Linked DNA regions of Homo sapiens: region 2 is linked to region 1. The links are chromatin contacts, found by Hi-C in ENCODE. All regions are on one chromosome and are shown on one strand. The core of a region is the stretch at or near the end of the contact, and the rest is flanking DNA. Distances in the headings are between cores, read along the strand shown.

Evidence for each region. Hi-C counts contacts between places; a loop is a spot of excess contacts on that map. Pooled maps may share reads with other maps.
Region 2: a map of upper lobe of right lung shows a loop between it and region 1 (4-fold over the local background). The contact joins two enhancer-like sites. A Hi-C loop is called at or near these places in 1 of 168 maps with a recorded cell type or tissue (upper lobe of right lung), 5 of 37 single-sample maps with no recorded cell type and 2 of 50 pooled maps.

Annotation. Positions count from the first base shown.
Region 1 is chr4:40,447,634-40,450,793 of GRCh38, reverse strand. The region is part of intron 3 of RBM47 (RNA binding motif protein 47); the gene reads left to right. Among named protein-coding and RNA genes, the nearest start is that of RBM47-AS1, 23 kb to the right of the region's middle. Within about 2 kb of position 1,718, at least 8 of the 41 ENCODE cell types and tissues checked have a DNase peak (open chromatin) inside an H3K27ac peak, as active enhancers do.
Region 2 is chr4:40,730,287-40,733,446 of GRCh38, reverse strand. No RefSeq gene overlaps it. Among named protein-coding and RNA genes, the nearest start is that of NSUN7, 18 kb to the left of the region's middle. Within about 2 kb of position 1,571, at least 12 of the 41 ENCODE cell types and tissues checked have a DNase peak (open chromatin) inside an H3K27ac peak, as active enhancers do.

The DNA of each region.
Region 1 (3,160 bases), core at 469-2,968:
AGGACAGGGATGTTATGAAACATCTGAAAACACACAAGACAGCCCCTCATAACATAGAATTATCACAAATATCAATAGGGCTGAGGTTCAAAAACCCTGGGTTAGAGAACACCTATATTCCCTGAGCAGCTCAAATTCTGGGATTTTATGAAATTAGATAATATATGTGAAATAATTTTTTTTTTTCTTTTTTGAGACAGAGTCTTGTGTGTCACCCAGGCTGGAGTGCATTGGTGCGATCTTGGCTCACTGCAACCTCCGCCTCCCAGGTTCAAGCAATTCTTCTGCCTCAGCCTCCCAAATAGCTGGGACTACAGGTGCATGCCACCACGCCTGGCTAAGTTTTATATTTTTTTTTTTTCAGTAGAGACAGAGTTTCACTATGTTGGCCAGGCTGGTCTCAAACTCCTCAACTCAGGTGATCAGGCCGCCTCAGCCTCCCAAAGTGCTGGAATTATAGGCGTTAGCCACCTTGCCCAGCCTGAAAGAATTTTATAAATTGCAAAACACTGTATGAATTCAAGCTAGTGTTAAATGATAGAAGCCACTGTGGCTTCTCCTTCCTTTTCCTTTCTGGTGTCTGCCAGTCGGCCTTTCTGTTCCTTGCCAGATCCCTCAAAGGCTTAGGTCAAAGGAGCCAAGGTAAGGAGTGAAACTAGAAGTCCCTCCTACTGTTTGTTCATGGATTGGAAAAACGTTGGCCCGGGAGGCATATGTGTGCTGAATTTGTGAGTTTCATTTTTGTTGGTTTCAGCATTACCCCATCAACCTTTAGAGACAAAGTGTAAGTAATGCTTATTTAAAGGGAACAAGGCCAGGTGCGGTGGCTCACACCTATAAAACCAGCACTTTAGGAGGCCAAGGCAGGCGGATCATTTGAGGCCAGGAGTTCGAGACCAGGCTGGCCAACATGGTGAATCCTCATCTCTACTAAAAAAAGTACAAAACTTAGCTGGGCGTGGTGGTGCATGCCTGTAGTCCTAACTACTCCGGAGGCTGAGGCAGGAGAATCACTTGAACCCGGGCGGTGGAGGCTTCAGTGAGCTGAGATGGCGCCACTGCACTCCAGCCTGGGCGACAGAATGAGATTCCGTCTAAATAAATAAAGGGAACAAGATAATAGTTTCCTAACTGGTATTTGTGTGCTGCCAAACCCCTGCAGAAAATCTCCCCACTCCACCCCTTTCGGGAGGGTGGCTTCAGCCGTCTTGTAGTACACAGCAGGCCTCCCTGAGAACCCACAGCAAAAGGCCGCATTCTCAGGTGTGTGTTGATAGAAACGTCTGGGAAAATTGAGCCTCTTGGCTTTGCATCTGTTTATCATACACAAGCATTCATTGAATGATGTGCTTTGACATAACAAAATCTGTACAATCATCAACACAATTAAGACCCATTATGAATGAACGCTTTCTCAGATGAGCGAGGGGTGGGCAGAAGGCATGGCCCGGAATGTCATTATTCCCTTGTATCTTCAACCTCCCAGGATTTTACCTAAAGAAAGGAGAGTCAAGGAGAGATGTTTATGTGCCCCAAGGGCCATGCTTTTCAGTAGCAAGAGGTCCCTGCCTGTGATAGAAAAAAAGAGCCCGTGTTTCAAAGTCTTCGGCTTATTGTTTGACCTCCCAAGTAAATTCCATGTTCTGCCTCCATTTTGAGTGGAACTCCTTTTCCACTTTCAAACTCTGAGGTAATAGAAACATCCTGGTGCCAGGGGCCTGCCCGAGAGTGGGCGTGTCCTCTCCAATGTTTATTCTACTGGGTGGTGGTAACTTGGACCAAGGCAGTAAGATAAATGCTCAGGGTAAGGCCAAATCTTGGAAACCTTTTGCAGAAACTGTTTTTCTCTCTGATTTCCTACCCCACCCCCTCCTTCACCCCAAGTTTGGGGCAACATCTTCCTTTACCAAATAATCAAATAATTTTTCTGTAAACCATGAGGTTATTCTGAACTTTTGTGAGAGACTCCTCTCTAAAACACAAACTATGGCTTTTAAGTGGCATTCTTTAAAGTAATAATAATAATTGCCAAACTTTTTAAACAAATTGTGTGCCACACATTGCCAAATGTCACTTAGTCCTGGTGCTGTTACTAGAACCATCTTAGAGATGTGGAAATGGAACTAAGGTGATTTGCCTGAGGAGACACAGCTAGTAAGTGGCACAGTCATGACTTGAACTTAGATCTCTGACTCCAAAGCCTTTGCTCTTATGTGCATTGTGTGTGTTAGGTCATGCTTAAGACGTGATTATTAGGACAAAATTTTATGGTATGAATAAGGAACATCAAAATAGAAATCTAACCACAGAGATAGAATTATCTCTTGGATCAACACATTTTAAAACCCTCCACTGAATTAAATTCCAGGTAGTGATTGGAAGACACTGTACCCCACTGTATATAGCTTCAAATTGCAATTTGTCAGTTGGTCAGCAAATAAAGCTCTCCCAAGAATTCCAAATTGCATACTCATCTCAAACACACACACACACTCAAACACACACACTCACACTCACACACACACACTCTCACAGTCACACTCCAAGAGCTGTGAACCAAAGTTAACTTGTAGTCTTATTTATTTATTTATTTATTTTGAGATGGAGTCTCACTCTGTCACCCAGGCTGGAGTGCAGTGGCGCAGTCTCGGCTCACTGCAACCTCTGCCTCCCGGGTTCAAGCAATTCTCTACCTCAGCCTCCCGAGTAGCTGAGATTACAGGCACCCGCCACCATGCCTGGCTACTTGTTTTGTTTTTTTATTTTTTTATTTTTATTTTTTTGAGACGGAGTCTCTCTTTGTCACCCGGGCTGGAGTGCAGTGGCACGATCTCGGCTCACTGCAAGCTCCACCTCCCGGGTTCACGCCATTCTCCTGCCTCGGCCTCCAGAGTAACTGGGACTACAGGCGCCTGCCACCATGCCCGGCTAATTTTTTTGTATTTTTAGTAGAGATGGGGTTTCACTGTGTTAGCCAGGATGGTCTCGATCTCCTGACCTTGTGATCCACCCGCCTCAGCCTCCCAAAGTGCTGGGATTATAGGCGTGAGCCACTGCGCCTGGCCTGTTTTAAATTTTTAGTAGAGATGGGGTTTTACCATCTTGGCCAGGTTGGTCTTGAACTCCTGACCTTGTGATCCACCCGCCTCAGCCTTCCAAA
Region 2 (3,160 bases), core at 322-2,821, 280 kb before region 1:
GGCTGAGGCAAGTAGATCACTTGAGGTCAGGAGTTTGAGACCAGCCTGGTCAACATGGTGAAACTCCATCTCTAATAAAAAATATAAAAATTAGCCAGGTGTGGTGGCACGCACCTGTAATCCCAGCTATTCAGGAGGCGGAGCCAAGAGAATCTCTTGAACCCTGGAGGTAGAGGTTGCAGTGAGCCGAGATCAGGCACTCCAGCCTGGGCAATAGAGCGAGATTCCAAAAAAAAAAAGAAAAGGAAGGAAGGAAGGAAGGAAGGAGAAAAGAAAAGAAAAGAAAAGAAAAGAAAAGAAAAGAAAAGAAAAGAAACTTTGTAAAGCTGACAACATGGTGAGGAATTGAAAGGCAAAACTGAAGCTAAACCAGGAGAACCAGAAAGGTGATAAGGGCACAGAATCTGCTTTTGCCCTGAGGGGATTTGTGAGTCCCAGCAAATGGGAACCTTCATTGAGATGAACTTGTCATGAGGTGAGAAAGGAGGTAAGGAGGTGAGAAATGAAAGCACCAGGTCTATAGAAGATGCAAAGTCTAATCAGACCTTCACAATCTTAAGCTGGGGGCCCACAGGGCTGCATCCTTAGGGTTGGGGTGAACCCTAAGTAAATGAGACCTCGTGTAGATTTTCTTTGTGGGTTTGGGAATCTCAAATCTTGGACCAGTTGGTCTTATGTTGGTTGTGCCCCCAAGGAGCATGGTAAAAACAAATGCAGATCTTCTTTGGAGGAAGATGTTTTTCATCTAGGCCTCAGATTATTCCTACAAATAATACTTCAGATACAGGCTGGGCACGGTGGCTCATGCCTGTAAACCCAGCACTTTGGGAGGCCGAGGCGAGTGGATCACCTGAGGTCAGGAGTTGGAGAGCAGCCTGGCCAACATGGCGAAACCCCAGCTCTACTAAAAATAAAATACAAAAAAAAATAATTAGCCAGGGGTGGTGGCGCGTGCCTGTAATCCCAGTTATTCAGAAGGCTGAGACAGGAGAATCACTTGAACCCGGGAGGCAGAGGTTGCAGTGAACCGAGATCGCGCCACTGCACTCCAGCCTGGGCGACAGAGGGAGACTCCATCTCAAAAAAAAAAATCAGGTACAGTGGGCTGCTCAGCACAATAATGAACATGATAATCAACACTATAAAGAAAGACATCAATGGAAAAGCTTAACCATTAAAATAAAAAACAAATAGGACCTGGTTAAATGACAGCATGTGTGAATAAGCTTTAGAGCTGAGGCTTGGCTATGATGTTATGAACAGGGACATATAGAAAGAGGTGCATTAACAGAAGTAGATTGTTTGAATAATTTCCTGCCACAAATGAGGCAAGATTCTTCAGTGTTCTAACCCATTTCTGTGAATTGTGAGGCTTTCTACTGTGGTTGGTAGGAATAGGGACTCTCTGGCCTTTTGTGAGCTCCAACAACTGTTTCCTCTTCTGTTTAATCCTTTCACGTGGTTCTTTCCCTGACCTTGGGTAACTTCCTCACACATACGCGTTAATTAATACTCAACCGGAGACTAAAGTGGACCCTTGGCACACCTCCAGAACTGTCTCTCTGCACAGCTTTCTGATCCTGTACTTGGCTGTCCTGGACTTGCAACTGAATGTCCTCGACCCAGAGACACTGCCGGTCTCCACTTGGGCTCCCAGTGTGCTGGGGCCTGAAAATATTCTCTACACATTTAGCTGGAGATAATTATAGTTACACCTCATTTGTTTCCATCTTTCAGGGATCACTGTCCTCAGTTGCCTAGTGTCAATATCTTGAATGCTGTTGTTTCTTAATATTTTGTCCAGTTTTTTGGTTATTTCAGGTGGGAGGGTAAATCAGGTCCCTGTTGCTCCATCTTGACTGGAAGCAGAAGTTGTCTTTAAAAAAAAAAAAAAAACTTCCTCAAAAATGTTTTAAAAAATAGAAGAAAACAAAAAACAAAACCACTAGATTATAGTGACTTAAACACAAAGAGACAAACAGCAAATACCTAATATTACAATAACATGAGAAACAGATTTTGACTCAATGTGTAAAGAATGGCTTTCTATAATCAAAGTTATGCAAAGATGGAATAGTTTTCCTTGAAAAGTGGTGAGTTTCTCTATTGCAGCAAATGCTAACAGAGGTTATCAGCATTGTTGGAATATTACAGGGCATATACAAGTAGGAGTCTGCAAACTACAGTCCACGGGCCACACCTGGCCCACCACCTGTTTTTGTAAATTAAGTTTTATTACCACACAATCATACAATTTTTTTTTAGCATATTGTGTTACAGTGGCATAATGGAGCAGAGACTGTGCCACTCAAAGCCTAAGATATTTACTATGTGACCCTTTTCAGAAAAAGTTTGCCAAACCCTGGATTCAAGCATCTGATATGGCTGATGTGAGAAAATGATTAATTTGACCCCTTCTAAACCTGAAAGTCTGTGGACCTGGGGAAGCAGGGAATGAGTTTTTTGTCTGGCTGGGTGTGGTGGCTCACTCCTGTAATCCCAACACTTTGGGAGGCCAAGGTGGGCAGATCACTTGAGGTCAGGAGTTCGAGACCAGCCTGGCCAACATGGTGAAACCCCATCTCTACTAAAAATACAAAAACTAGTCAGGCATGGTAGCACACGCCTGTAATCCCAGCTACTTAGGAGGCTGAGGCAGGAGAATCGCTTGAACACAGGAGGCGGAGGTTGCAGTGAGCCGAGATCACACCACTGCACTCCAGCCTGGGCAACAAGAGCGAAACTCTGTCTTTAAAAAAAAAAAAAAAAAGTTTATTGTCTAATGCGAATTATGCATCTTCCTTTATCACATATCTATGTTGATTTTACCATTATATTTTCCTCCCCACTGCAATTCTTTGGGTAAAGTCAATTCTTGCCAAATATTAGTTCTTCTTCTTTAATTGCATTCCTTCTATAATACCACCATAAACACTTTGTGCGGTGGTAGCAGTTTATTCTTCCCCTTTTTCTTCTACTACCACTTTTTTCCTTTCTTTTCATCTTCTCTCTTCCTCTTGTTTCTCCTTTTCTCTTTCTTAACTTCTTCTTTCTCTCCCTTCTCTTTCCCTTCCTTCTTCTTTTGCCTCCTCTTCTTCTTTTTTTTTTTTTTTTTTTTGAGACAAAGTCCGCTCTGTCACCCAGGCTAGAGTGCAGTGAT